Linked DNA regions of Mus musculus: region 2 is linked to region 1. The links are chromatin loops, found by intact Hi-C in ENCODE. Cell type or tissue: heart. All regions are shown on one strand. Links, peaks and the distances in the headings refer to the core of each region. The heading gives the core; the rest is flanking DNA.

What was found. Peaks named below come from ENCODE experiments on the same cell type or tissue, not always from the same donor. Only the 100,000 strongest peaks of a DNase experiment are listed, where the experiment ranks them.
Region 2: a loop joins it to region 1, with 2.2 times the contacts of the local background. A loop is called at or near these places in 10 of 42 quality-filtered maps.

What each region holds. Positions count from the first base shown.
Region 1 is chr1:179,544,190-179,558,313 of GRCm38, forward strand. Tfb2m (transcription factor B2, mitochondrial) reads right to left here and starts at 2,087. Exons shown (of 8, transcript NM_008249.5): 1 at 1,633-2,087; 2 at 709-797. The coding sequence starts at 1,942. It overlaps Cnst (consortin, connexin sorting protein), which reads left to right and starts at 2,340. Exons shown (of 11, transcript NM_146105.3): 1 at 2,340-2,427. In heart, for the core only: a CTCF peak has its summit at 2,543; DNase peaks (open chromatin) are centred at 2,252 and 4,232; H3K4me3 peaks cover 3,162 bases; H3K27ac peaks cover 2,942 bases.
Region 2 is chr1:179,598,211-179,614,296 of GRCm38, forward strand. Cnst (consortin, connexin sorting protein) reads left to right here. Exons shown (of 11, transcript NM_146105.3): 4 at 3,492-3,522; 5 at 6,309-6,395; 6 at 6,743-6,857; 7 at 8,038-8,059; 8 at 8,227-8,323; 9 at 11,576-12,456. Among named protein-coding and RNA genes, the nearest start is that of Cnst, 60 kb to the left of the region's middle. In heart, for the core only: a CTCF peak has its summit at 7,890; no DNase peak of the experiment used is centred there; H3K27ac peaks cover 862 bases.

The DNA of each region.
Region 1 (14,124 bases), core at 1-5,000:
CCTGATCTTAAGGGAATAAACTACACTCATTTAACAAAAGGTAGATTAACAACTGAAAAGTGTAACCACAAATTAATGGGAGCCTATGTAACAAGTGTTCCTATGTAGATCTAGAGAAAGTGTCCAACTTCACGCTGAGAGTCAATGGAGAATGGGCAGCTCTGTGGGGATGAGCTGGAATAAAAGGGGTGTGACCTGAACCAACCAAAGGTGGAAGCAGACCCAGGGCCGCTCCGTTCAGATTCTTAGGCTCTCTACGTTTGTCATTCGTTCCTCTTGGGCAGAGGGTGAACGCTTCTGACAAAAGAACTCCCGATCCTCTATGAATCAAGGTAGGCCAAAGGCAGTTCTCACACAGAAAGCTTACAGTAATTCTCAGGCCTATCATTTCTTTTGCAGTGAGGTGGTCCTAGCTTCTGTGTCTATCCTGAGAATAGGAGTTCTGCTCTCTAGGGCTTGATTTGAAGAACAGGAGGGCAGAAACACTTTCTTCCTGAAGCTACACCTGAGGGCTTCCAACTGTCCTTTATTCCAAAATACTCACTTATTATTAATGAGTCATGCTTTGAGGTTATCATTTTCGGGGCCCCAGTAGGAACTAGAAAAGAGATTTCAGAACTCCCAAGCTTTCAGAAACTCAACAAGCATGGAACACTCAACAGGTCCTAGTCTTTATAGATATATTACTTTAGGAACATAAAAATATACCTCCAAATGTGGAATAAAAGTCTTTTCACTTTCAAAGGCAACCACTCTGGCACCAGCTTTAAGTAATGCCCCAGTCAGGATTCCAGGACCTGGTATATTAACAGAAAAACTTTATTTGCAAAATAAACAACATACTGTCTGATTCTGTCTCTCCATTTCTATCTGTCTGTCTGTCTGTCTGTCTGTCTCTCTCTCTCTCTCTCTCTCTGTGTGTGTGTGTGTGTGTCTTTCTCTTCCTCTATTTTTAAGACAGGATCTCACTGTGTAGCTCTGGCTGTCCTGGAATTCACTCTGTAGACCTCGATGGCCTCCAACTCACAGATCAGTCTGCCTCTTGCTGGGATTAAAGGTGTGTGCCATTGCATCCGGCCACAGTCACTTTCAAAGTCGACTTTACACAAGCTTCAACGACACAATGTTTCCAGATAACATTCTTTTTGCATATAGAAAACTATGATTAGGCAGTTACCTTGAACCCACAACATCTCAACAGGTAAGCTGTACAGCCTTCTGTCTGTCAGTGACAGCAACACTTACTGTCCTAACAAATGTCACTATTTCCTAGAAGAAAAACAAGTATATAAGATAGTATGTAAGATTGCGACTACCTCTTACTCACGGACTATTTGAATGTTTAGCCATAAAAATTACTGTCAAGTCTAAACGAAATGACTGTCAGTAAGAAGTGATGCTTAAGAAAGAAAAAAATACAATTCAGGGTCAATGAGAACGCTCAGAGGGCAATGGCGGTTGGCGTAAAGCCTGAACACTTCGTTTCAATCATTGAGATCACAAGTGTAGGGCGAGAACTGACTCTCGCTAAGTCGTCTTCTGACCTAAACACGCGCGCATACACAATAAACAAACACTAATTTAGGATATTGGGCACGTAAACGCTAAGGGCAAAGCTTCTGTTCAACTCACCTGGATTGCACTCTAGTATAATTTGACGGGATGGGTTTTGGTGCTCCAGCAGGTCCCGTACCAGGTTCCTGGCCGCTTTCTTACATGCTATGTGACGCGTAGGCTCCGATCGATTCCTGGATGTCCACGGGGACGACTCCTCCAAATCAGAATCAGGCAACGGCTCTATATTGAAGTCAGAGAAGCCGCGGCGGTTCCTCGTTTGCCAGTCCTTCCGCGTCGCCGCTCCGGACCCTAGAATGCAAGATGGGCCGCGGGCCAACGCTGACAGCGCGATCCGCGGGGGAAGCCGCATCGCCGGTCCCCTCATCCTCCTCTAAAGTCCACCTCAAACACCAGTTAAGGTAGCCTCTGCGAAGAACGCAGAGCACCCCATCACACGTGCACACATTTCACCACCACACTAGGCCGGGCGGAAGTAAACATTACGAATGGCGCATGCGAACGACCTAGCCTCAGTCCTTTGCTCACTCGCTTCCGCTTCCGCCTAGGCTCCGCCCCCAGGCTCCTGTGCGTGGACTCTCCGGGTGTGTCCGTGCTGGAACTCTATGGTCGCCCGCCCTCCGCACTTCCTCTCTAGCCGCGGTCTCGCACTCTATGCTCCTCGGTCCGGCCGCCAGCCGGGAGGGTTGCGCAGAGGGAGGCGGGGCGGGAAGGCTAGAGGTGTCCGATCCTCCAGTGCCGCGGGAGACCCGAGCCGGCGGTGTGACAGCTCGTCGGCCGCCATGTCAGCGCGCGGGGCTGGAAACAGACCCGGCGCCCGGCGGTAGCCCTTGCATTGCCTCGGATGCCCAGGTAAGACCAGCAGCCCGGCTGCAGGGGATCAGCCGGCTGGCGGCGACCGCCGAGCTGTGGGGAGTCGCTGGCTCCTCCCCGGGCGCTGTCCTCCCCGGAGTTGCAGCGGGTCCCTCTCGCATCCGCCCCCTCTCGGATCTCCTGTTTTCCCCGCTTTTCTGCGGGTACGCGGTTGTCGCGCGTCGCGCCAATTTCTCCGCGCGCGCTCCCCTCCCCGGGGACCCGGCAGCTTCTACTCCGCGTCGGTGTCTCTGTTCGGTGGCCCGTCGCCTGTGCCAGCTTCCCTGCGGGTAGCTTTTATTTGCCCCCATATACCTTCTTTCCCCTCCACAGCTACCTCTTTGGTTGTCAGGAACCGCCGAGTGCCTCCCTTCTTTCCCTCCCTGTGGGCCAAGATTTACCTTTTCTTTTTAATATGCATGTTTGCAAGACTGAAATTTCAGGCTGAAAAATTTTAATATTTGAAAGCTTAAAATTCCTTCCCATGTTTAAAAGGATTAAAGCCTTAGGAAGCTTCCTTATTCTCTGTGTAAACTTAGTTAAGCACATTGTACCGTAGAATGCAATTTAAAAGGCCGATTGCAAAGACTAAAAATAGGATACTCTAATGGGAATTTTGGCAGTGTTAGAAGATCCTTTTCTTTGAGAGTGATTTCGGTGTTTGGGGATCGTACTCAAAGCTTTGCCCATTATCCCTTCCATCAAGGCTGGAAGCTGCGGCCAATCAACTTCTTAGTTTAAAATATGTACAATCCTTTCTGCTTACTCTGCTGGCAGCATAATTGAGCTTGGCATATAAATGCACAAGGAAAGAGTTTCTCAGGAATGTGTCACCTGCCAAGTAGCCTCAAGATTGCCCTTAGCTAATGAAACTCTAGGGCGGAAAGAATTGACACCTGAAGATGGCCTTTTTTGCATGGTAAGTTAGTACACTGCAGAAGCTATTAACTGTTGTTCACTGATCTTGATTTTGTTAAGTTTTTGTTTTGTTTTTTAACATCCTTTCTTTATTGAAATTATTCTTCCCAGGCATGGTGGTAAAAGTCTGTGCTCCTGGCATTCAGGAGGCTGATTACCCACCAGTTGGAGGCCAGCCTGGGATGCATAGAGTTCAGGGCTAGTTTAGGATATAGTGAAACCATGTCTCAGGAAAAGAAAAAAAGCAAAGGTGACCCCCCCCCATTGGCATTTTGATAAACTCAGAAGGATTCTAGACTTGCACCCCTCCCCAGAGCTATATTTTAACAATTGAATATGGCAGAATGATTTTTATAATTTTTATTAATTAAATAATTAATTAACTTTACCTCACGATCCTTGCCTCCCCTGCCTCCTCTCCTCCCAGTCCCTCCCTCAGAATGATTTTTAAAAAATATCAGAGCAATAACAAAATTTACTTACCCAGTATATTCTTGAGTTTTTCATTTTTAAAATAAGCCTCTTAAGGCAAGGGGATTGTAGCTCAGTGGTAGACCACTTCGCACGTATAAGGCCCTGAATTCCAGACCTAGCACCATTTTTAAAAATTTCACAATGCCTGTGGACCACAGCCTACTCAGTCCAAGGAAACTTGGGGCAGGGTTTATTTTCCTTTTGAGTGGTTGGCGTTAGGAAAGTTATATTTATCATTGTCCTTCTTTGTTAGGGGTCAAAGCCTGGGCTTTGCACACGCGCTGGGCGAGTGCTCTGCCCTGGAGCTACCTCCCCAGCTCCCTGTTTCTGTTTGTGTATGTGGTATGCATGTGTGTGCCTGTGTAGTGTGATGTCACGTGACTGTCACTGTCCACTGTTTTGTTGAGACATGTTCTGTTCCTGACCCTGGAGCTCAGATCCTGCTGGGCTGGCTGTCCGTCAGTGTCCACGGCTCCGTCTGCCTCCATCCTCCACGCACTCAGGTTATGGGTGTGGGTCTTTGGGGATCAGGACTCAGGTTTCCATGTTTTCTCTGCAAACGCCTTCCCGCCTGAGCCCCCACCCTTGGTTAACTCAGCATCCCTGGCACTGCAGGCCTTTGCCATGTGCCTAGTTGTTTCCCTCTGCATAGAGTTAATGGTATACTTGTCTGCATTTGCAGGTACTCGAGCAATACAGAAAGCACCCACCCCATGTCCATTTCACTTTTAAAATGAATCTTAGAGTCAGCATTTAGACCTACATTTTTAGAAAAGCTTAATTAAAGTTTTTTTTTTTTCACAAATTGCTTAGCAGTTGGGGCTTTTGTATCTTGTGCAATTTTTGTGCCTTTGAAGTAATTTTTCTTTCTAATAGTGCCTGCTGGTTTCTTTATGGCTGGTTTTAAATTATTTTTCTTATTAAGTTATCATAATCAGATTGCTTGAGAACGGAAACTACTGGTTTCTCTCTTTTTTTTTCTTGTAGCTTTTAAATGAGAATTGAAATTGGGAAATACTAAATGACAGTTCTGGCTTGCATCAGACTCAAGGCTGGAGAAGCATTATTCAAAGGCGTGGAAGATAATTCTAAAACTTGACTAGCAGTCCCACTTACCAGGTGGAAATGGTCTTAGTGGCTTTACTCCTCTGTATAGCAGAGTTACAAGTAGTTGTCAAGATTTCCTGCTAAGTCTGCAGCTCTGATGTGGTTAACACTCAGCACATCTCAATTAGGGCTGACCCTGTTGCAAATGTCCAAGAGTCACTTATAGCCAGTGCCTCCCTCATTGGCTGGCACATAGCTATAGCATTGCTGTTTGATGCTTAAAATGTCTTTCTACCTGGAGAGTCTGATTCTCTTGGGATACATGAAAAAAAGCCTCTCTCTCTCTCTCTCTCTCTCTCTCTCTCTCTCTCTTCCCTTTTATAAGTGCTTCCATTCTCAAACTGAGAAGATTCTGTGCAGGAAGAGGGTTCTAAGAAGTCTCTTCCTATTCGGTGTTGACATCAAACTCCGCTCCTTTAGTGAGTGCTGATGTCAGTGCTTGTTTAGTGAGTATCAGAAGATGAATAGAGGGCTCAGTCATTTCCTTGGGTGTCATTGTGACACCTGTGCGGCAACACTGTATCAGGGCTGGAAGAGTCTTTGTCTACTAAGTCTGTTGGCACTGAGTAGGGTGTTCTTGGGAAGGACCTGTGGAACGCTTGAACTTGGTTGTGAAACAGGTAGGGTACCTGCTGTTGTTGTGTTGAAACTGACCCTTTTCTGACCCAGTTTCAAGTATAGCTGATGGGTTTGGAGATGTGGGCCTCTACAGCATGGTATTTCTTATCAAGAGCGAGGTAGATTTTTTTTTTAGGCAAATTATAGAATGAGAGAGGATGTGCTATTTTGGCTTTGAAATCATGGGAATCAGAGTTTATGTTTGTTAGAAGGAAGTGTGGCGGCTTTATATAAAGCTGCTGGCACATCGTCTAGGGACCTGCCAGGAGCTGCTTCACAGCAGGTGTGGTAAACTGTCATGTTCAGATGAAAATGTCATGGTTTAGAGCTGAAGTAACATGGAATCCAGCTTCCCCATGTGGGGACCAGCCTGACCCAGCATTGGTCCTGTCTTGACTCCCGTGTTCTAATACACTTCCCAATTAATACTTCTTATAATTTAACACTAAACAAGTCTGCTTCTCTGATCAGGAGACAGACTTTCTATCTAGAATCCAGACTTTATAGAACAGCACACTGTAAGGCTGCCTGTGGAGGGTCTACAGGAACAAATGCAGAGTTGGAGAAGGTGGACAGACTAATTTTTGTGAAAGAGGTGTGTACAGTTCGGTAGTGTTCTCACTTGCATTTAAAATTAGACAGTTGTCTATTGGCAGCTTTTGGATTGATAAAAAGAATTTAATTCAGGACCCCAGAGAGAAAATTGAAGATATGGGCAGAAAGATACAAAGCTTGGAATCTGCAGGACAGGAGTAGACTGAGAGGCTAGACTGAGCTAGTGCACACCTGAGCGGCAGTTAGGGACAGAGCAAGCTTTAGGCTAAATGGTACATTGTAGCCTTGCCTGGGTGAAGGAAGAGTAACTGTGATTGTCCCTTTGTTTCATCTTAAGCACTTTTATTAATACCCATGTATCTTATATAATACACATGTATCTCACACAATCCTGCTATGTAGCTTAGACAATGTAGTAAAACTTGTATTTTTAGAAAGCAACACTCTAGATGTAGAGGCAGGAGGGTAGTGAGTTGCAGACCTGCTGAGCACTTTAGGTAATATAAGGTGACCCTGTTTCTAAAACCTAACAAAAAAACTAATAGAAGAAAAATTTTAAATGTTTTTTTTTTTCTTAAAGCCAAGCTAGGTGAAGTAGCATGTACCTGTGGTCCTAGCTATGTCAGAGGCTGAGAGAGGGAGTTCACTTGAGCCCTGGAGCCTGGGGTCACCCTGGACAGCACAGCTAGATCCCTTCTGGGAAAGAAAATTAAAACACACTGTTTCCTATAAATTGGCCCTAGTGAATTTATTTTAGTACTCTGAGGAAGAAAACTGATAGCTGGCAACGTTTCCGTTTCTTTAAAAAGCTCCTTTAAGGTTAGGGAGATGGCTCAGCGGTTAAGAGCACTGACTGCTCTTCCAGAGGTCCTGAGTTCAAATCCTAGCAACCCCATGGTGGAAACTATTATTTTGCTTTCCCTTCAGTTATTGAGCCTTATTGGTTTACATTAGTACAGACTTTTTCTGTTATCATCCCCATGGGAAAATATATTTACTTTCAACAAAGGCCTACTTTTATTTTCTAAGCAGTTGGAGTAATTTATATGGACTATTTTTTTAAAACATGGTATATTTTAAGATTCTGATGTTTGGTGATAGTTGGAGATTTCTTAAAGTGTTTTAGGCATGATTTTGAACTTACCATATTTGGAGACAGAAACCTTGTGTCATGTTACCACTACGATACTGTATCATGCTATCTTAGGACTTCCTGTTTTCTGTCATCGCTGGCCATTTGGAATGGAAAGATAGAGTACCTATCAAAGACTGACAGATCCAGCTTTCCCTGTCACAGTGCCTAGTAAGAATTCTGAAACAGTAGCAAATTAGCAACCTCTTTTGATACTAGAGCATTGACATTTTGATGGTATGTATGATTGTAAGAATTAACACCGTACACACCTTTAATTCCAGCATTTAAGAGAGGCAGAGACAGTGGATCACTATGATTCTATGGCTAGCCTTGGTCATAGGAAGTAAGACCTTGTCTCAAAAAAAGTAAATAGAAAAGTAATTAATTTTATCTTGTGATACACTTTATCTTTGAAGTATATCTTTTCCCCTGGAAAGCTACCACCTAGTAGATCAATGTATCCTTTTTTTATATTAGCTGTGTTTTGAGAACTCAGTGTTACTAGGTGGAGGCTGTGTAATTTGAGTCAAAGCACAGTAACCTCTTAAGGTACTTATGGATTTTGAAGTTAAAATTCCCTTAAAATACACGCACTCTGTGCTGCAACAGAATGCTGTTTTCCTGAGTCCTGAGAGTATGGCTTTGAGGCACTTTAGCACCTGCTGTCCTTTGTGTTATACGCACGCCCAGTCCTTCCTTGTTCACAGTTTCTGTCTTTGGCAGGTAGAGTCTTACCGTTGTAGACTTAACAGAATGACTGGGCAAACTGAAGTCATTGCTAAAGATTGCTCAAGGAGAATTTAGTCTGTAAAAAGATTTTAGGGTTTTTTTTTTTCCCACTCATAGAATATGGAAAAGGCTTATTTAATCCAAGTATGATGTATGTATGTAAGTTTTAAGGATTCAGGAAAGTAGCCCACATTATTTCTGCCCTCACACTCAGCATGGATGACAGGAGGAAGTGACCAGGCCTGTGAGCTCAGGACTAGAGAGGATGAAGCGGGAAGAACACCACAGATTGGCAGCATTCTTCTACGATACATAGAGAGTTTTACTGTCTTGTTCTGTTTTGTTTTGAGTGCTGGGAACTGAACCCAGAAATTAAACAAAACAAAACAAAACAAACAAAATTTTTTTTAAAGGTTACATTTGTGTGTGTGTGTGTGTGTGTGTGTGTGTGTGAGAGAGAGAGAGAGAGAGAGAGACTGTGTCCCAGGGGACACGTGCCACACAGGCACACAATGGGGGTAGGAGGAGGACCTGTGAGAGCCGGTTCTTTGCTTCAACTGTGTAGTGCAGGGACTTGAACTCAGGTTGCCGGGATGACAGTTGAACAGTAGTTTGCATATTTGATTCCTACAACCCCCAGCCATACCCTGGAGAGCTTTGTTTTTACACAAGCTTTATCCCCCTGACAACCTGAAAAGGTAGGTGTATTACTCCTGCTCAGGAGCCCTTATCCAGGCTGAGGCAACAACTATGCCAGGGGCCTCTGCGGAAGGACGCTGCGTGCACCTGTGATGCTCCGCCCAGAGCCCAGTGTGTGAGAAGCCTTTGCTGGGAGGTCACACTGGGCTCTGGCCTTAGGAGTGTCGGAAAGAGAGCTTGAAAAAGAGCCTCGTGCTTACTGTGCAGCACATTCCCTCTTCTGACTTGTGTCTACGCTGCCTGCCAAGGAAAGGTGAAAGGCTGGAACACTCTGGCTTGTTGTAAGCCTTAAAAAATCTTATTTAGAATGTTCCTTCCTTCAATTATGAAAAGTGATTCTCCAAAGAGAAAAAAAAAAAAAGGTGTTTAAAAAAACAAAAACAATTATTGAAAAAAAAAACCCAACAACTTTTTTTTTTTTTTCTCCTCTCTAAGAAACTTAAATAAAAGCTTATTTGGCAGTCAGGGCCCATGATGTCTTCTGTCTGTACTGGCAAGTGCGATGGATTGGCCAGGAAGAGGGACACACTCCAGGGGACATGAGGACATTTCTAGCCTACCTATGCCAACTACACATCATTTTGAGGGGAAAATGAAAAGGCATAATCTACCAGCAATCCTGCAAAAAGCCCTGGAAAGTGTTCTCTGTAACGTTCTTGTTACTGGCTTCCCTTCTCTAGTGTCCAGCTCAGGATAGATAACTTAGGATAACCTGTCTTTACTCTAGAGTCTTTTCTTTTTTCCCAAAGCTCCTATCCAAATACAGCATTTTGGGATAACACATTTCAAAAAAGCACATTAGGTGGGTGTTTGCTGTTGTTTTGTTTTGTTTGCTTATTAAGACAAGGTTCACTGTGTAGTCCTGGCTGGCCCAGAGCCAGCTGTGTAGATGACTGTCTGCACGTGGCCTGTCTCTTGCCTCCTGAGTGCTGGGTTAAAGGGAGTGCTGCCACGCCTGGCTACCTTATACTTTCATAGCTTCAGAAATTGTTTTAAACATCAGGTTTTGTCCTCTGTGTGCTTTAGAGTGAAGAGTTGTTCCTGTGGATGTTTTCATAGATTCGAAGTTAGTCTTGATTTAGGATTAGGTAAAGAAGAGCTCTATGCTGAAGAGCGTCCTAGTGTGCAGGGTGACCTGGATACAGGCTTGCTTATAGGCATATTCTGTGATGAAATCAAAGAGGTACAAATTGGATACAGACAGAAAGATTATCTTAGAATAGCAGACCTAGAGGCATTCCTCTGAGATGAGAGCAAAATACTGGCTTCCATGTGACATTTGGCAATCTCTGTTGTGGTCGTGGGTGCTGTACTAGAGAGGATCACCAAGGGTGAAGCTGAGCTGAAGCTGCGTGGATACTGTGCTGACTCAAACAGTTGTCCTTTTCTGTAGCAGTGTGTGGACTGGCTGTAAGAGGTACAGAGATACGGGGAGTGGGATGTTGCAGATGTTGAATTTTATTCAAGAGTGTCAAAGAGAATATTTTGATGCTTGGTTAAAACCCAAGATGGGATGACATGAACTAAATTGAGCAGCAGATAGTAACATGTCATTATGGATTTTGGGGACATGAAGAATTATTTGTTCCACAAATCTGTGCAACCACTGTTTTTATTATGTGAGACAGAAAGGTAGTGTTTTCTGAAGATTAATCTAGCTCTGGAATGCAGGAGAGATTGAGGAGGATATGTGAGGCACTGGGAGCCTTTAATTAAAAAACACTGCCTCTGCTCCTTATTTGGAAGAATGGGAGATAAGCTGACATGTTTTCCACTTAGGTTTTATAATACAGTTAGATTGTTTTTGCCATATGAAATATTATACTTTACCCAAGTTGAATTAAAGAAATGAATTTTAATTAACCCTAACCCATGCAAGGGAACATATTATACTATACATATATAAGGAAATCTGCCACTTTGGTGAGTAACTTTGAAATGCATAGGCTCATGAGTGATTCTGGACTTGGTATTACTGCCTGTGAACTTGATGGTTGATGTTGGAGCCTAGGTAACATGAATGTTACTAAGTACAGTGGGACTGTGGGACTGATGCTTACACAGAGCACCTTGTATAAATCTCTTCCGAGATATCTGAGGAAAAATCAAGACCCTCAAATATAGACATGGGCCAGTGACAAGGCTTAGCAGGTAAAGAGGCTTGCCACCAAGTATGAAGACCCGAGTTCAATCCTGGGGACCAGCATGGCAGGAGAGAACCAACTCCCAATGTTCTCTGACCACCATGTGTGGTACTTGTGCACACACACATTCATGCACACACACATTCACGTGCACACATACCCATGAATACATAAGTAAAATTTTAAATTTGTTTTAATTTTTAAAAATAATTTAAAAAAAGACATTTTTAGAAAATGAATGGTTTTACGTGAGTTTAAGTCAATTGTTTTTTAAGAAAGGACATGGATATGCATCCAGGTGGTGGTGGTGCACACTTTTAAGCCCAGCACTTGGGAGGCAGAGGCAAGCAGATCTCTGTGAGTTCAAGGGCAGCATGGTGTACAGAGTGAGTTCTAGGAAAACCAGGGTTACATAGAAAAACCCTGTCTTGAAAGAAACAAGAGCGAGAAAGAAAGAAAGAAAGAAAGAAAGAGAGAGAGAGAGAGAGAGAGAGGAAAGGAGGGAGGGAAGAAGGAAGGAAGGAAATGTATATGAAACTTTTTTAGTGATTATAATTTTATAATATAATAAGTAGTATGTGGAATTAAATTGCTATTAATTATTATCATTAGCAGCAGCAGCAGCAGCAGCAGCAGCAGCAGTAGTATAGATATAGTATAGTTCCTGGTTGGCCTGAAACTCAGTAATGTAGACCAGGCTGGCCTTGAACTCACAAAAATTCTCCTGCCTCTGCCTTCTGAGTGCCAGTTTACCAAAATCTTGATGCCACTCTATGGAGGAGAGGGGGCTTTGTGAGTACCATGAATATGAAGTCAAGGTCATGGAACACGTTTGTTGAGTCCCTTCTGTCCTTTTTGACCTTTATTCTGGGGTGGAACTAGGGTTGTCAGGTTTGAGTCCAGTGCTTTTGCCTGCTGAGCCATCACCATGGTGGTCTTTAAATGCTACCTTTCCAATTTAGACTCCAGAAGGAGACATAATGAAACAATTCAGTTGTGCTTGTTTCTGTGATCAGTACAGCTCTAAGGTGGAGGTTTCCAACCTGGGTTCTTGAGAACTAGCATTGTAGAATTTCTCAGTTCTGTAGGTTACAGCAATTATATTGAGGGTTTTTTTTGGGGGGGGGGGAGTTGTTATTGTTGTTTTGTTTTGTTTGTTTTTGTTGTTATTCTTGTTTTTAAAATAGGGTCCTAGAGGCTTAGAGGGGTGTTCAAGCAGTTCTGAGTACTGGCTGTTTAGCCAGGCATGGTGGTGCATGCCTTTAATCCCAGGGCTCAGATGTTAAAAGTGTGTACTGCTCTTGCAAAAGACCCAGTTTGTTCCTAACACCTATATCAGATAGTTCACACTTGTCTGTAACTCCACTTTAAAGGATCCCGCGCCTCTGGACTCTATGGACACCTGCACTCACACACACAAACCCTCACAGACACATACATGATTACCACCACCACCACCACCACCACCACCATCACCACCACCATCACCACCACCATCACCACCACCACCACCACCATCATCATCTCTTGGGTTTGAGAGGCAGGTGTCTGCTTATTATTTGGAAAGAGAGTTTACAGGATTAGTAGGAAATAGGAAGATGGGTTCAGAGAGGTTATAAACATGTGTGGCCTTGGGGATTTCGGTGAGCAATGTCCTCTTCAGTTCTGCCCAAGGGCCTGAACTGGACTAGGAGAGCATGCATTGAGATACAAGCCTGGACTTCCCATAATTTTCCATCTAGCTAAGCTGATGTGTGCCCAGTTCCTCTGACAGTTCATCATCTTTCTATGCTGTGGTCCTATAGCATTCCCACCCTCCTTCTCTGGCTATCTGTTCCTTCATTTCTAACATGATCCAGTGTCTCCTTTAAGGATGCAGGAGACAGGCGTCCTGAAGCAGCATAGTAGCGCAGCGTACTCTCTTTTGACAGGCACAAGGCAAGAGAAAGGTGGTGTAATCTCTTTTTTCCTTATTCGTTGGCAGAACTGAGGACTGATTCTCCAGCCTTGCACATGCTAGGCGAGTGTTCTCTCCCTGAACTTCTCTCTCCAGCCAAAACTATTACCAAATGTACCAGTCAGATGTTATCCTGTCTCCCCAGAGCAGGCTAAGTAAAGAGCTGTCAGGAACAAGGACAGTTTCTGTACTGACACACCATGTTAAGACATTATTAGCATATGTCCACATCTGGCACTTTTGGGTGGGGGCCGCAGGGGGGATCCAGGAGTCTCTTATACACTAGACAAGTGCTACTGATGAACTATGTCAGCAACCCTGGCCAGTGCTGCTGCTCAATATGGACTGGAACTCAGGACAATCCTCCTGCCTTGGCCTCCCAAGTACTGGGATTACGGGCATGTGCTATCACCACACCTGGTTATCTACTGTGTCTTTGAGACAGTGTTTCACTCTGTAGCCCAGGCTGGCCTGGAACGCCTATGTAGCCCAAGTTGGCTCAAACTGACAGCAGTCCTGAAAAAAAAAAAGTCCAAACCACAGATTTCATCTTGAGAGATACAGAAATCTAGATCTTGTGAATTGCTGGTAGGAAGTGTAGCATGTTTGTCGACCCCCTTGGGAAGCAAACTGTGTGGCAGCTCCTTAATCAGTTGAACAAAAGTATCATTCAACCGGCTCTACTCCTGAGGAGAGGGAAACAGATCCGTTTGGTGCTTACCCACCTGGAGTGCTGGCACCTGGAGTGCTGGCAGGTCCAGGCTAGAGGCAAGAGAAGCAGGAGGCTGAGGCCATGCCTGGTTACATTGCAGCTCAAGCCAGAGTGGGAAATATGAGACCCTGCCTTAAGTCAAGCAAACATGAAAACTTTCAGACAAATCTCTGTAACAATGTTACTCACAATACTCTAAGATCTACCAGGATGCTTAACAGTCAATGGATGGATACAGAAAATGTGGCTCTGTCCTTACCGTGAAGTATTGGGAGTCAAAGGAAATGATATGTTTATATTTGATTGATTATTTGTCACTTTGTTATGATGTAAGAGTTGTGCCATGAGTCATCTGCACAAATAGAGTTTGACACAATAGATATTCCATGGCAGAACCATAATAGGTGAAAATAGTCACAAAAGACTAGGTATTACATGATCCCATCCATCCATCCATCCATCCATCCTTCCATCCATTTTTTTGTTTTTTGAATCAGGGTCTCTTTATGTAGTCCAGGAGTTCCATATGTAAAGCAGACTGGTCTTAAACTCACCAAGATCCACCCGCCTCTGCCTCCCGAGTGCTGGGATTAAAGTATGTACCAGCACACACATACTATGATTCCATTTATATGGACTATCTGGAATA
Region 2 (16,086 bases), core at 4,948-9,947, 59 kb after region 1:
GTTCAGCCAGCAAAGTCTCTATCCCTGCAGTGGATCTGGGCCTTCTGGAGAAATCCAGACATCTTGTCAAAGGGAGAATGGGGTGACCAAGAAAACCTCAGAGTCTCTCCTGCCAGCCCCTCAGATGTGTGGAGGAAGCCGGTGATTTTCAGTTGGTTGATTTCACTCACTAGGTGTGACTGTACTGAAGGACTGGGGGGGGGGGGGGGGGGAATGACGTTGGATGGCTCAGTGTCCGCCATCCCCATCTTCCACGGGATTCATCCACTCATCTGATGAATACTAAATACCCACCAAAGCAGAGCTACAAAATGATTGGCTGGTAGGGGAGGGGGCTGTCAGAAACTGAGACAAGAGCGTCTTGGGAGTTCAAGGTCAGCCTGGGCTGCACAGTGAGTTCTAGGACAACCTGAGCTTCAGCATGGTGATACACGCCCATATACTAGGACAGTTGAGGTAGAAGGCACAGCTTTGTTTCTTGTAGATGTGAGTGGCTCTGGCCATTTTTAAGATGAAAATGATGCCTTCAGGGCCCCACAGTGCCAAGTGTCAGGACCAGAGCAGTCAGGTCGTTCACCTGTCAGGCCCTTGAGCCATCTGCTCTGCCAGGCTGCTTTTCCGGTTTAGGTAAATGAGGCAGGGAGATCTCCTCATTGTCCTGCAGGGCTTAGGTGGATTTTCAGAGTAAATAATCTATATATCTGTTCTTGACGGCTCCCTTTTGCCTAGAAGTGCATTTACTTTTTTTTTTTCAAGACAGGGTTTCTCTGTGTAGCCCTGGCTGCCCTGGAACTCACTCTGTAGACCAGGCTGGCCTCGAACTCAGAAATCCGCCTGCCTCTGCCTCCCGAGTGCTGGGATGAAAGGCGCGCGCCACCACGCCTGGCACTTTTGTGCATTCTTGAGTCTAGATGACACACTGTTGGATTAATGAACATTTGGTTGACAGTAAAAGCCACGTACGATTGCAAGGCCAGGCGAGCTGGAGGAAGGAAGCAGGTGTGAGACTGAGGGTCAGAAACGCAGCAGAGACTGTTCAGGAGTCAGAGGTTTTTTTGGTTTGTTTTTTTTTTTTTAGATTTATTTATTTATTATATGTAAGTACACTGTAGCTGTCTTCAGACACTCCAGAAGAGGGCGTCAAATCTCATTACAGATGGTTTTGAGCCACCATGTGGTTGCTGGGAATTGAACTCAGGACCTTCGGAAGAGCAGTCAGTGCTTTTACCTGCTGAGCCATCTCACCAGGCCCAGAGGTTTTTAAGTCGAAGAAATTCATAATTAATGAATGAACTGCTGTATCTGCCTGTGATGGGGCTTGTTCTGTCCTGGCTGGCCCTGAACTCCTGGACTAATGCTACTACTCTGCCTGATCCTTAGTAGCTGGGATTAAAGTGCGTGCCTGATTTTTTTCTTCTTTTTAATTTAAAGATCCTTTAGAATGAAACTGATAAGTGAGAAGCCTTTTCTGGGATCAGTTCCTGAGACTGGACTCTCTAGTTCTGTGTATTTGTGGTACTACGCATGTTTAACTGTTAACAGTTCACTTACCCTGGTCTGTCTCCCATGTTGTTGTTGTTGTTGTTGTTGTTGTTGTTGTTGTGACCTCCCCCACGCAACCCCACACACTAGGCACGCCCATGGCCACTGAGCTACATACATCCCCGAGCTATGTTTGAAGTTCTAGGGACTGGATTCAGAGCCTAGAGCATGCTGGGCAAGCACTGTCTCAGCTAACCTGGTCTTTTTAAAAATAGCAGCACAGTGCCAGGCCTAGATTTAGCACCCAGAAAGTCGAAGCAGAAAAATCGGCAGTTCAGAGTCATCCTTAGCTAAACAGTGAATTCAGGCAAGCCTGCGCTACAAGAGATCTTGTGCCAAAAAGAAATAGGTCTCAGCATGGGGCTTGAAAGATGGCTGAGCAGTAAGGAGTTTGTAAAGCTCTTCCAGAGAGCCTGCGTTCAGTCACAGCTGCCTGTACCTGCCGCCCCCTGGGTTCAGATGCCACTGGCTTCTGCAGGCACCTGCACTCACCGACCACACCATACACAGGCATACACATGATTTAAAACAAAATAAATATCTTTAAAAACAGGACTGAAGTGATGGCTCAGATGGGAAAGTACCTGTTCTGTGAGCATGAGAACGTGAGTCTGGATACCCAGCCTCCGCGTATGCAAGCGAGCAGTGCTGATGGTGACCAGGCCCACACACACATCCCCAGAGCTAAATGGCCACTCAGTGTAGCTAACTGCTGAGCACCAGGTTCTATGGAACACCTTGAGTCAAAAAAGAAGGTGCATGGCCAGGCATGGTCACACCTTTTAATCCCAGCACTCAGGAAGCAGAGACAGGTGGATCTCTGTGAGGTTGAGGCCAGCCTGGGCTACAGAGTAAGATCCAGTTTCAAAAATAATCCCAATAATAAAGGTAAACAATTGCAGGCAACACCTCATTTCAAACTCTAGTGTGTGTGCAGGTATGTACACACAAACACACTAAGAATATCAATAAGTAAAAATATCAAAGCACGCTCTTACCTTGTGGTGCTGTTTACAACCCCAGCATCTGAAAAGGAGGAGTAAGAGTTATGGTCATTCTCGGCTGCATTTGGCATTGAAGGCCACCTTGGGCCACAGGAGACATAATCTCAAACACACACACCAAAACCAGGGTCCCCTGAGGTTTTGAGCTGGTAGTTTTTAAAGTAGAAATGAAATGGTGTTAAAGTCTCATGTAATGTGACATTTCTGCTGTGTGTGGGTGTGTGGGTGTGTGTGAGTGTGTGTGTGTGTGTGTGGGGGGGGTGTTCCATGATGCTCATGTAGAAGTAAGAGGACAACTTAGGGAAACTTCTTCTTTCTTCCACCATGTGGAATCACATGAATTGAACTCAAGTTGTCAGCCTAGGCAGACTCATCTTGCATCTTTCCCTACTGAGCCATCTCCCTGACCCCATTTCTAACTGTTTGTTTGTTTGTTTGTTTGTTTTTTGAGACTCTGTATAACCCTGGCTGCCCTGGAACTCACCAGGTTGTAGACCAGGTTGACCTCAAACTCAGAAATCCACCTGCCTCTGCCTCCCAAGTGCTAGGATTAAAGGTGTGCACCACCACTGCCTGGCCATTTCTAACTTTTAGTTTATAATAATAATCTTTTAAACCTGTTGACCCCTACTGCAGCTTTGTAAGCCTATAGCCTTCCCCTCATCCCTAAGCATTCTTCCTTTTTAAACTTAAGGGGCTAAGTGAAGCTTGTTAGGACGTGACTAGACTGGAAAGAACATGGTGGTTTGGCGGCTAAAGGGTACTTGTGCTAGCTTTGCTGACGGAGACCCTAGGATTGTGGCCTGCGCCTACAGAGTTCCTCTGAACTCATGGATGTGGAGAAATCATTTTGTTAGTAGCCTATCAAAGCAGCCTTACAAGATCTTGCTGTCTCCCTAGTTCGTCCTTTCACTCAAATACTCCTTTCTTCTTCTGTCTTTACAGGTAGCTGAGACCTATTTCCAGGAAGAGGACTGTATCCTTTCTACCTCACAGACAGAATTCATAGGCTGCTTGGAAAAACCATCTTTTTTTATATTGAGGTCCAGGAAACAAGCTGTGCAGACCGAATGGTTTCAGCAGGTTTTGGCAGTTGAGTGTGCCCTTGTAGCCACCTCAAAGAGCAAAGTGTAGGAAACAGGTCACTCCAGAAACCCCCTAGAGCCATTTAAATGTGGCTTTCCATAAAGAACCTCTAAGTTTACCAACATTAAATATTTATATTCAAGAGAATGGGGAAAACACATGCTGCCGGGAAGAGAAACTTTAAAAATCTTTTAGATTCTCCTGCTCTTAAGCACACAAGTCAAACATTCACATAGTGGAACATGCCGGACAGCAGCAGACAGTAACTCCTCTGATTGCATGCTGCAAGTGTGGTCCTGAGCTGCACACAGTAGGGCCACGTGCAGAGAAAGATATCATTAGATGGTTTTGTTGTTTGGAGAATATCATGTTAAGATCCATCTGCATCATTGGGCAATTTAAATGTATGTTTTAATGGTTCCTCACTAATAGAAATATTTTATGATGTACAGATGTATGTTAAAAGGACACATTAGGTCTTCACTAGTAAACAACAAAATAAAGTTTTCCAGTACACTCAAGTATGCATCCGAATAGGAAGCCTTCAGTCCTGGGCAGAGGGTGCAGAGCCTGGGCAGAGGGAGCAGAGGCTGGGCAGAGAGAGCAGAGCCTGGGCAGAGGGTGCAGAGGCTGGGCAGAGGGTGCAGAGGCTGGGCAGAGGGAGCAGAGCCTGGGCAGAGGGAGCAGAGCCTGGGCAGAGAGAGCAGAGCCTGGGCAGAGAGAGCAGAGCCTGGGCAGAGGGTGCAGAGGCTGGGCAGAGGGAGCAGAGGCTGGGCAGAGGGTGCAGAGCCTGGGCAGAGGGAGCAGAGCCTGGGCAGAGGGAGCAGAGCCTGGGCAGAGGGTGCAGAGGCTGGGCAGAGAGAGCAGAGCCTGGGCAGAGAGAGCAGAGCCTGGGCAGAGGGAGCAGAGCCTGGGCAGAGGGAGCAGAGCCTGGGCAGAGGGTGCAGAGCCTGGGCAGAGGGTGCAGAGCCTGGGCAGAGGGAGCAGAGCCTGGGCAGAGGGAGCAGAGCCTGGGCAGAGGGTGCAGAGCCTGGGCAGAGGGTGCAGAGCCTGGGCAGAGGGAGCAGAGCCTGGGCAGAGGGAGCAGAGCCTGGGCAGAGGGAGCAGAGCCTGGGCAGAGGGTGCAGAGCCTGGGCAGAGGGTGCAGAGCCTGGGCAGAGGGAGCAGAGCCTGGGCAGAGGGAGCAGAGCCTGGGCAGAGGGTGCAGAGCCTGGGCAGAGGGTGCAGAGCCTGGGCAGAGGGAGCAGAGCCTGGGCAGAGGGAGCAGAGCCTGGGCAGAGGGAGCAGAGCCTGGGCAGAGGGAGCAGAGCCTGGGCAGAGGGAGCAGAGCCTGGGCAGAGGGAGCAGAGCCTGGGCAGAGGGAGCAGAGCCTGGGCAGAGGGTGCAGAGCCTGGGCAGAGGGTGCAGAGCCTGGGCAGAGGGAGCAGAGCCTGGGCAGAGGGTGCAGAGCCTGGGCAGAGGGAGCAGAGCCTGGGCAGAGAGAGCAGAGGCTGGGCAGAGGGAGCAGAGCCTGGGCAGAGGGAGCAGAGGCTGGGCAGAGGGAGCAGAGCCTGGGCAGAGGGAGCAGAGGCTGGGCAGAGGGTGCAGAGCCTGGGCAGAGGGTGCAGAGCCTGGGCAGAGGGAGCAGAGCCTGGGCAGAGGGTGCAGAGCCTGGGCAGAGGGAGCAGAGGCTGGGCAGAGGGAGCAGAGCCTGGGCAGAGGGTGCAGAGGACTTGTGATGCTGCTTCTGGGCCCAGGAGTGTTAGGTGATAAAGTGAGAACTGCCCTCTTAGTGCTCATGGGAAGGCTACAAAGCTAAACTTTCGCGTCTTCTCTCTTTTCTGGGTCAACATTCAGGACATTGCCCAGAGGAAGCTGGGCAGTTGGACAGTATTCTGTGACCTCCTAAGATGCAGGTTTGTGTGGTGCAGATGGAAAGCCAAAAGGTCATAAGAAGATCAACAACGAAAAACTGGAATTCCGTGATAATTAGGAAAGTCACTGTAGGGAATTATTTTTTTTTTTTTTATAAAAGACCCATGTCATGTGATGTTTTCATGATTTAGCATGTTATACTTTTTACTCATGGGAGGAAAGTGTCCGATTAAAAGTAAGCTAAGGGTCCGGGAACCAAAAAGAAACGTTGCCTGAAGGGTCTCAGAGTCAGGAAGTCAGCTAAGTAAAGAAATTAAAGTTTTACACAGGCTCCAAGATCTCCTGTGGGCCCTCCTTCCAATCGGATGGCTTTACTGAGCGCTAGATGTGCAGGCCTTGAGTAAAGCCTTTCATTTCTCTGTGTTCCAGTGTGGAACCCAAGTCCCTCGGCGTCACCGTTCCATGTGTGCACATGATGAGATGCGCTTACTCAGAAGCCAGGAAACCTCAAGTCAGCTCTGCTTACATTTGAAAATATTTAGAGTCGGCTCATCTTTTTGATCAGGTCCACACATTTCTTTTTTTTTTTTTTTTGGTTTTTTGAGACAGGGTTTCTCTGTGTAGCCCTGGCTGTCCTGGAACTCACTCTGTAGACCAGGCTGGCCTCGAACTCAGAAATCCGCCTGCCTCTGCCTCCCGAGTGCTGGGATTAAAGGCGTGAGCCACCACATTTCTTGTCTTCTGTAGGACATTCCTTAGCAAACCTGGGGTTTAATGGAGAGGGAGTCTTGATTTCTATTTTCCTCAAGATTTTCTGTTCAGATGAGAAAGCAATGAAATTTATTCAGCTTGAAAGGCTGTATCATGAGCAATTGCTTGCAAATCTTTCTGCCATTCAGGAACAATGGGGTAAGTACAGACTGACCTGGAACTGGGAATTAATGGGAATTAATGTAACAACTTGCTAGCACTGACCTCGATTTGCATGTTAAAAAGTTACTGTTGCAAAGCCCAGGCTGGGGGTGTAGCTTAGTGTCCTAGAGCCTGCAAGGGCAAGGCCCTGAGTTCCCCAGCACCTGGTGAGAGAGAGAAGGAAGGAGAGGGAAGGCTGACGGGTCTGTATCTTACTCTTCGTAGCTATTTGCTAATTGTGTTAACTTTTGGGTTGCCTGAGAAGCTAGCTGTATATTAATTATTACAGTGGAGCCTAAATAGATTTTGTAAGAACCAGTGACTAACAAATATTTTAAATTTAGAAACAAAATGGAAAGCTGTCCAGCCACGTACAGTGACGCCTCTGAGAAATTCAGAAAAGGGATTTAATGGTGAAGATTTTGAACAGCTTGCTAAAATTTGCACAACTCACCAAGAGTACGTATGTTATAATTTATTTAAAGTAAGTTGGAGCGGATTGAAGATATACAGTACATTGAGTATGGAACTGCATGAGCCATTTCTTTGTTTTCTTGACATTTTCAACTTAAGAAACTAAACTGAGTATAATAATTTTTTTTTAAACCTCACCTGGTTTCCATAGGCTTCGAGGATCCTTCTAACTAGAAACATTGATAATTTTGATACTTTCTGATTAAGGGATCAGACAAGTCAAATGATCTAAGTTATGCATTATGACTTTTTCTGTTTTTTAATCATTTATTATTTTAATTTTATTAAATGTATGGATATCTATATATTCACTATTTTTATTTTGGCTGTTTCCCAGTGTTTGTATATCTTAAGAACAGTTGTAACCGTTTAAAGAACGGTCTAAGCAGCACAGTATGTAGTATTTAACCTAAGTGACGGAAACCTTCATCCACCAGGTACTTCTCAGTTGCTTCATCTGTGTAGAGCAGCTAGGTTTCTAAGACTAAGTCACCCTAATAGTTAAGCTTCACTGAAGCACCAAGTCCGTGATCCCCTCTCTTCCCCCGGATCGTAACTTAGGTCTGTAGTGGAGTTTACATGGCCTGTGAGTTCAGAGAGGATAATGCTACTGTTTCTAGATTCTTCCCTACACCCTTGTTTCTCGGTTCCATTTTATCACATGCAGGGTCAGTGCTGCTGTGCTGCTGTGACAATGTATCGTATGACCCCGTGGCGGCCTGCGTGCTCAACATGTAGACATTTGACCTGTTTCTTAATCCCAAGTATAGTGATAATAGTAAAGCTAGAATTTATTTCACCCACACCTGTTAGAGTGGTATCCTTAAAACCGAACACTTGGAAGGTACTTGTCTGTCCATGGGTAATTCCAGCTAATTCTCTTCTGCCATGATCTGTTTCAAACTGAAACTTTAAAACGTTTGTGGGGTGTGAAAAGCCCCTGTAGCTTGTGTGGGGCCTTGCAGTAGCAATCAGCTGGTGAAGGAAGCGAACACAAGCTGCAGCTCTCCTTTGACCACGGAGGCCGGTGGCAGTATTTCAGCCCTGGGACTGTTCTGCGCTAATATTAGAATGCAGAGAGCTCTGGTTTTTTATAGTCCTTTCAGTGACATTTGTTTGGAAGCATGCTGTACTTTTAAAACTATGTTTTTCTTCTTTCCTACAGCCCTCTCTTGTCCAAGCTTAAGGTAAGAGGTTTTGCTTCTGGAAGCACTCACGGGGAGCCTGTCAGCACCTTACACTGTGTGCCAGACTGGCCCAGAAAACCTTCCCCAGCATGCCTGCAGTTTTCTAGCTTAATACAAGTTTCTCAAAAAAAGTCATGACTATCTTTTCCTCTTTAACAACTTTTTAGACAGCGCCTGTGGAACCGTCACCAGAGAGGAAAAGCCTTGCAAGGGCGATAATGTCTGAAGAGGCAGTGGGGACAGAAGCAGCAGCCAAAGAGCCAGGTCCGTGCAGAGAACACTAGAGAGGCTTACAGGAGCCCTGTCACCTGCAGCATTTTAAGTGTTACATGTGAAATGCTGGGTTGGAATTTTTTTTATTTAGGTTTTTGTACATATACTTTTAAAAAATAGAAAACCTACATTTCTATATGTATTTCTATTTTTAGATAACTAGAAGTAATAGAATATAAATTCTTTAAAATCTAAATATTTTCTCTAATGTCAGTATGGAAAACATAATATAAAATGATTATACAGAGTGGTCTGAAATAGCTTTGGTGTATTTAGATTCTTTCTTGTGTAAAAACAAACAACAAACAAACAAAAACAAACAAACAAAAAACCAAACTATTACTGAACAGATTAACCAGGTACCAACCTGTTCTGTAAGCCTAGCTAGGGAGAAGTTCTGTCTGGAGAACTTATAGAACGTTATCCTCTCTCCTTTGTTAGCTAACATACAGTGTGTGTGTGTGTGTGTGTGTGTGTGTGTGTGTGTGTGTGTGTGAGTGTATGAGTGTGTATATGCGTGTGTGTGTATGAGTGTGTGTTTGTGTGTGTGTGTATGGGTGGGTATGTATGTGAATGTGTGTCTGTGAGTGTGTGTATGTTAATGTGTGCGTGAGAGTGTGACTGTGTGTGAGAGAGACTGTATGAGTGTGTGTGTGTGTCTGTGACTATATAAGTGCATGTGCAAGCGGATGAATGAGTGTGACTCTGTGTGTGTGTGTGTGTATGTGTGTGTGACACTGCATGTGTGCTGTGAGAGTGTGACTGTGTGTGAGAGACACTGTATGAGTGAGTGTGTGTGTCTGTGACTATATAAGTGCATGTGCAAACGGATGTGTGTGTGTGTGTGTGTGTGTGTGTGTGTGTGTGTGTGTGACTGTGTGTGTGAGACATTGCATGTGTGCTGTGAGAGTGTGTGTGATTCATACCGCTTTGTGTGTATGTCTGTGACTATATAAGTGCATGTGCAAGCATATCAAACAGGCTTTGGGAAACATTTCTAAATGTATTTACAAAGCTTTAGAAGTAAATATTTTCAGGACATTTTTATCCTGATGATGATTTTATTATCAGTTTATATTATGAACCTTATGATTTGAACTGTTTTAAAGAGAGATGGCAGGCGTTCTGAGTGAGCCTCCCTGACAGTACAGATGTGACTGTTGCCATTCACTAGCCCTCTGCTCTACCAAAGCTCTTGTTAAGTCAGTTCCAAATCTTCATTCCCTTTTCTCTTATGACACAAATTAGGGATTTTGTTTTGTGTCAACCTCACACGCTTGTTTTTTTTTTTTTTCTGTCTTTTTTCTAGTAATTTTTTAAATGTCAGAAACCAGGGTAAAATAAGCTTTATTGCAACTTAATAGACACGGTGATGTGCACCTGTAATCCCAGAACCGAAAGGGGCAGGCAGGAGAACACGACTCAAAGTCGTCCTCTTAGTTACAGGGCGAGTTTAAGCCTGGCCTGGGCTGTAGAAGATCCTGTCCTGAGTCATGTCCACACACACACACACACACACACACACACACACACACACACACACACACACACATGCACCCAGTAAAGGGATGGACTCAGGAGTCACCCAGTTTGAGTGTGGCCGTGCCTCCACATTGTGTGCACTGGGAAGATTGCTGTTAGGAACCCTGTGTGTGAAGCGAAGCTTAGCACTGCATGCAGCCCAGCACCGGCCTGTCCTCTGCTGCGCTCTCTGTGGTACAGATGGGGAGACCGAGGCACCACAGTTAAGGCCATTTGTCTGGTGCTCTGGTTCTTAAGTTAAGCCTGGATCCTTGCTCTTCTAACTGAATACCTCATTTTTTGACTGAGTAAACGGTTGGGATTATCACTGGCTTCAACAATCCAAACAACAATATCCATCATGATCCTGGACAAAGAAGGGCATCTGGCCCCACCTCATCTTTAAGAGAGAATTGTCAGTGCTGTGGATGCCTTTCCAGTGTAGCTTGGGGCCCTGCACTCTGCATCTTTCTCTGTATTTTGTCCTTGTTATGTATTGTCCTTTCCCTTATGTGGAGATCCCCAGCCTTGGGGGTTAACAGACCAGGAATGTGCTGCCCGGTCTCATTGGACTTTATGACTGAGCTTGACCCATTTCCCACCTGGCTGTAGCCTTTCTTACTTTGACCTTTGCCCCATACCCTGCCTGATAGATGCCAATAAGCTTGGGCAAGGCTCACAACCCATGGGGACCTGCTGTCTTGCAGCCAAACCTTGGACTCTCCAGAGATGGCCACTTCTTCTCAGTGCTCTCTGATATCAGAAGTTGGGGGTCGGGAGCCAGGGACCGTGCAGAACTCTTCCGGTGCCGCCTCTGCATGACAGCGGAGTCTGCCAGGCCGTTTTGGCCTCTCCGGCATCTGAGACAGAACTTAGGAAATACCTGGTCTTGGGGCTGGACTGCTTAGATTGTCAGTTGGTAATTGAAGTTCTAGTAAACTAAAATTTAAAAGGAATAAAACTATTATTTTGTCTTACACTTTTGACTGTTTTTTGTGGAAATTATATATGCCCTCGTAGAATGTTTAGCTAACAAGATGAGAGGGCTTCTTTCTTGACCAATGGGCAAGTTCTGCTTTTTGTTTACATACAAGTTTTTTCTTTAAAAAGTATTGAGAGGTAGAAATTCAAACCTGTTTCTGCTTCTTGTCAGATGTATTCTCTGTAGTCCCCTCTGCGCCCATGTACTAGGAAGCTGCCTGTGCTCTGAAGGCACATTTTCAAAGGTGCTGTGTTCAGATTACAAGTCTAATCTGACAAACTCTCCTTCCTTCATTCTGAATAAACTTCGTCCTATTTACATCTTTATATTATTAGTAAGATTACCCAAATACTTACCCAATAATGGCATGCCTTAAGTAAGTAGAAGCTAAAAAAGTTTTCTGGTTTATTAGATTTTTAAAAAAAGAAAAATAATAAGTGTATTTATTTAAATATAAAAGACAAAAAATTCAGAATTTAAACTTTTTTATTTATAATGAGGACTGAATCATTCATTTACTTTAACATGCTTTTGAATAATCATTTTTCACTACATTAATACTATTTATTAACCACATGGCGTGTGTGTTCTGCCTAAGGACACTGCAGTGTAACAGACAGCATTTCTGTCTGAAAGGGTTAGAATAGTTTTGTGTCACACGTGTGCATGTGTTCCCCTCTACCTTTGTATGCAAAGCGTTGTTTGGAGTCCAAAAGCAGCTTATTTTTCTTCATATTCAGAGATTGAAACCTGTCCCAGCACGGATCCAAGTGGAGACCGGCATGAGGAGGAGCCCCAGGAGAGCAGCCCCGGCTGTCATCAGATGGAGTGGCAGACAGCTTCCCCCGAGCTTCCAGGGACTGCAGGAAAGGACCACACGGAGGAGCTGCCCAGCAGCACCAATGCCACACTGGACCTCCACACCCAGTCCCTGGAGACAGCCGGGAGCAGGTCAGGGCCAGCTGCTGCCTCGAATGCCTGCAAAGACAGCAGCTGCGTGCCGGCGCCTCCCACAGAGGACCACTGCGGTGTGGCCAGAGACCCTAAGGTGGCTCCTCCTAGTGAATCAGTGGCAGAGCAGAAGCTCTCCACCGGCGACGACGGTGCACTGCCTGGGTTGATTTCAGAGGGTAAATATTCACAGGCACACCGAAAAGAACTCTGCCTTCCTCTGCAGGACGCATTTGAAGCGCTGCCCAGGGACCAGCCTCACAGCAGTGAGGTAGCTGAGCCGCGGCAGCCTGATGTCACGGCCAGTGATGGGAAATCAGCACAGAGTCAGGCTGGCTTGGAGACTGGTCCTGAGAGTGCACTCTGTGGTGACAGGAAAGCCTGTGACGTAAGCACACTGTGTCTGGAAGTGTGTATGGCCCCAGAAGAAAGGCGGGACAGTGAAGACCGAGTGAGTAAGGAAACGGAAGACTATCTGCACAGCCTTTTGGAGAGATGCTTGAAGGATGCTGAAGATTCCCTGTCCTACGAGGACATCCAGGACGACGACTCTGACCTCCTCCAAGACCTCTCTCCTGAAGAAGCGTCCTACAGTCTCCAGGAGGATCTGCCTCCTGACGAGAGCACGCTCTCCCTTGATGATCTGGCCAAGAAGATAGAGATCGCAGAGGTAAATCGGGGATGAAGAGCAGGGAGAGTAAGGTGCAATCTCATGTGCAAATCCTGCTCTGGTTCTAAGCTTAAGGGGACAATTCCATTAACATCAACATTAATTATTGAATGACTTGTGTGTTGTTAAATCAGATGGCATTCAGTCACTGCAGTGCTTACAGTTTAGGAAGCTACGTTGTCTGCCTCTAGACAGAGGCAAGAGGCACGGCTACCAACGCCATATTTCTTTTTCAACCTTGTGAGTTAGCATTCTCAGGGGCTCAGATGAAGACAAGATTGGGCACACTCGAGTAAGGAAGCCTTTCTCCTCGTATCCCCAGGGAATAAGATGATGTGTGTGTGTTCACTGTTCCTTCAGTGTGGGAACACGCATCTCTAGATTACACAAGCAGCCTTAACAGAACGGAGGGAAGCTTTGAGATGACGCTTTAAGATGAACTTTTAAGCTATTAAATAGAGAAAAGACAGAAAAAAAAAAGAACAGCAAAGAAAGATGACTGTTGTCTTTTGTTTCATAAGAGAATTTTAAAGGTCCTGGGAAGAAAAAGATAAAAAGCTATGGAGGTGGGGGGGAATAAAATAAGTAAGTCTAGGAAAACAGAGGTAAAATCCACAGCAGATAAACCAAGGGAGACAGCAGGAGAGCTGTCACAGAGAGTCACACCGGACAGCTCCAGGGCGGGGCCCTCAGGCTCACCAGCCTCCTGGGCCGTGGCTGTATCTCTCTGAGCCAGCTTGTGCTGGGAAACTGAGACCAGTGTTTCTGTGTGTGTGGTCTGTCGTCCCCATTCCCACCCCCACCCCACTCCCACCCCCACACCCCCTCCACCTTAGGTTGACCCTTGACCTCATCCACACCCCTAAGCTCTGCCCTGGGAGGCTATGGCAGGAGAGTCACTGTGAATACGAGGCCAGCCTCAGACATTGTGTAGCATTGTTTCAACCCTCTAAAATTCTGGTATACAGCCACTGTGTTCTAACAACATTCAGGAAGGCAGCAGGAAAATAAAGCAAAACTAGCTAACAACCTATATGTGATAATGGAGCTCTGTGACGAGCTTCCTGGGACCACTGCTCTATTCCTATTTTATTTCCTATAAACTGTGGGGTTTTTCCTTTGTCAAAATTAGATTTTTTTTTTTAAAGTAAAGCCTTAAGCTCAGTAGTTATTCTCATGCTTGTTCTTACCAGAGTACCTGAGATAGCTTCCACAAAACTATGATTTTTGTGTCTTAATTCTCTTTTTTTTGGTTTTTTTTGTTGTTGTTGTTGTTGTTTTGTTTTGTTTTTTTCGAGACAGAGTTTCTCTGTATAGCCCTGGCTGTCCTGGAACTCACTCTGTAGACACCAGGCAGGGCCTGGAACTCAGAAATCTGCCTGCCTCTGCCTCCCAATTGCTGGGATTAAAGGCGTGCACCACCACGCCCAGCCTGTGTCTTAATTCTCTTATCAGAATCATTTCTTGGAGTATACCGAGTGTCTGCTCATCGGTGGAATAGTTAGATAACAGGTGGTAGGGATGGTCGTACAGCATCTGGAATATAACGTGCCGAGAACTGTATAGGTGAAAGGGTTAAAATGGTACTAATATGATATAAACCTCAGCACAACTTTCATAATAGTTGTTGAGAAGCAGCAGCACTGATGGTGAGCAGAGCTGAGAGTGTTCTGAACACTGCTCTGCACAGGGCAACTGTGTGTGTGTGTGTGTGTGTGTGTGTGTGTGTGTGTGTGTGTGTGTTACAGCTAAATGGGGAGTTCCTTCTCAGATCACAGCGCAGTCTCTTCATGACCCCGGGGCTAGAAGATTGTACGTGGAGTTGAAAGTTGTCTCTTCTGAGAAAAGAGTATGTAATGGTCTCCTTTGTAACATTTATTGGCCTGTTAAGTCTTTCTGTATAAGAACCCCCGAAGCTACATCCAGTTAACAAATCGAGCGTGCTCTGTGGTGCTATGAAATAGATAGTAAAACATACTTTCTGAGTGCTTAAGTCTGGTGCCTATTCTAACCATATGTTTTACTAAAATCTGCCTGCCTGCAAAAGAGCTTAAGCTAAAGGCTTAAGTGTTTTCTTAATGCTGTAAGAGTGAGGCCTTAGGTTAAGTCACAGGTGTCCTTACAAGTGCAACTGTCTGCACACAGACACATATATGCATTACTTGTCTCTGCCTGTTTGGAGACAGGGTCTCATGTGGCCCAGGCTGGCTCCCAACATTTGAGGTAGCCTTGAAGTTTTAGTCCACCTGCCGGCCCCCCTCCCCTCTCAAGTGCTGGGATTACTGGAATACAGCACAATTCGGGTTTGTTTGTATTGAGGATAGCTCACAAGAGTCTTGCATGTGCCAGGTGACATTCTACTGCTGAGCTACACACACCCCGGCCCCTAGTTTTAAATTTTTTAATAATTAGATTCTGAAAAACGTAGTTTTGGCTGAGGTACAAATGTGCTTTAAGCCAGTTTGTGCTTTATGCTTGCAGTAAATGCCTACAACCATCTGGGCGCTGCAGAGTCTAATGAGAAGCTCGGGTTTATGGGGCTCCCTCGTGTCATCGCTGAGTAACAGCCCGATGAGTGAGGCTTCCCTGCCCTTGCTGGGTAGTTTGGCCACACACTGCTGCCTGTCACTATCAGTCCCTCTCCTGGCATCTGCCTGAACTCTGACCCCTCAGGGCCCCCTTCTGATGGAAGCTCTTAACTACCTAGTGGTAGGGAGCTGGCATCTTTCTCTGCTGGCTTTTCTCACTCTGCATGGCTCAGCTGGGCTTCAGGGGAACTTGTTTTTACACAGGCAGCCTCTTGTTACGTTTAGACATAGCTCCGTCTTATGTAATGAAATGAAGTTTAACTCTGAGAGAAGGAAAATCGGCTCCAGCGTTTGAGCTCATAGGTATAGAGGCATGTGGAAATGAAACTTTCTAGACTTGAAAAGCTCTTTTCAAACCCAAGAATAATTTTGCTAAGCAATAGCCTAATAGCTGAGGCATTGCTGGGTTTTCTTATTAAAAAGAACGTGACCCATTGTTGGCAGCGCTGTCCCCACTGTTTATGGAAGAAATCACACACATGTATCTTCATTTCATAGATTTGGGGTTTTTATTTTAGTTTTTATTCCACTTATTCTGGGTGGGTTTGGATGCATCTGCACCAGAGGTCTGGGGACACTTATGGGAGCCTGGGGTCAAGCTCACATTGTCAGGTTTTAGCAAGCACCTTTACCTACTGAGCCAACTCGGGTCCACATTTTCAGTTGTTTAAGAGAGTTTCTCTGTGTGACTTAGGCTGCTGTCACTTAACTAGCAATCCTCCTGCCTCAGTCTCCCCAGTACTGACATCATAAGTGTGTAACACCACACCTGGTTTAGTTCATAGATTTTTATAAGAAAAAAAGCTAGTTCTATGCAGTGTCAGACAAGAAGTTAGGGCTACTCATTTATCCTCACACTTAATCTTTTGTGACTGACTTCCACTGAATTCCACCATAATACAAACGCAGGTAAGGTCGGGCTTGGTGCACATGCCTTTAACCTCAGCAGTCAGAAGCAGGCTAGGAGTTTGAGGCCAGCCAGATCTACATCATGAGTTCCAAGCCAACCAGCATAGCGAGACCCTGCTTCAAAACTAAACTA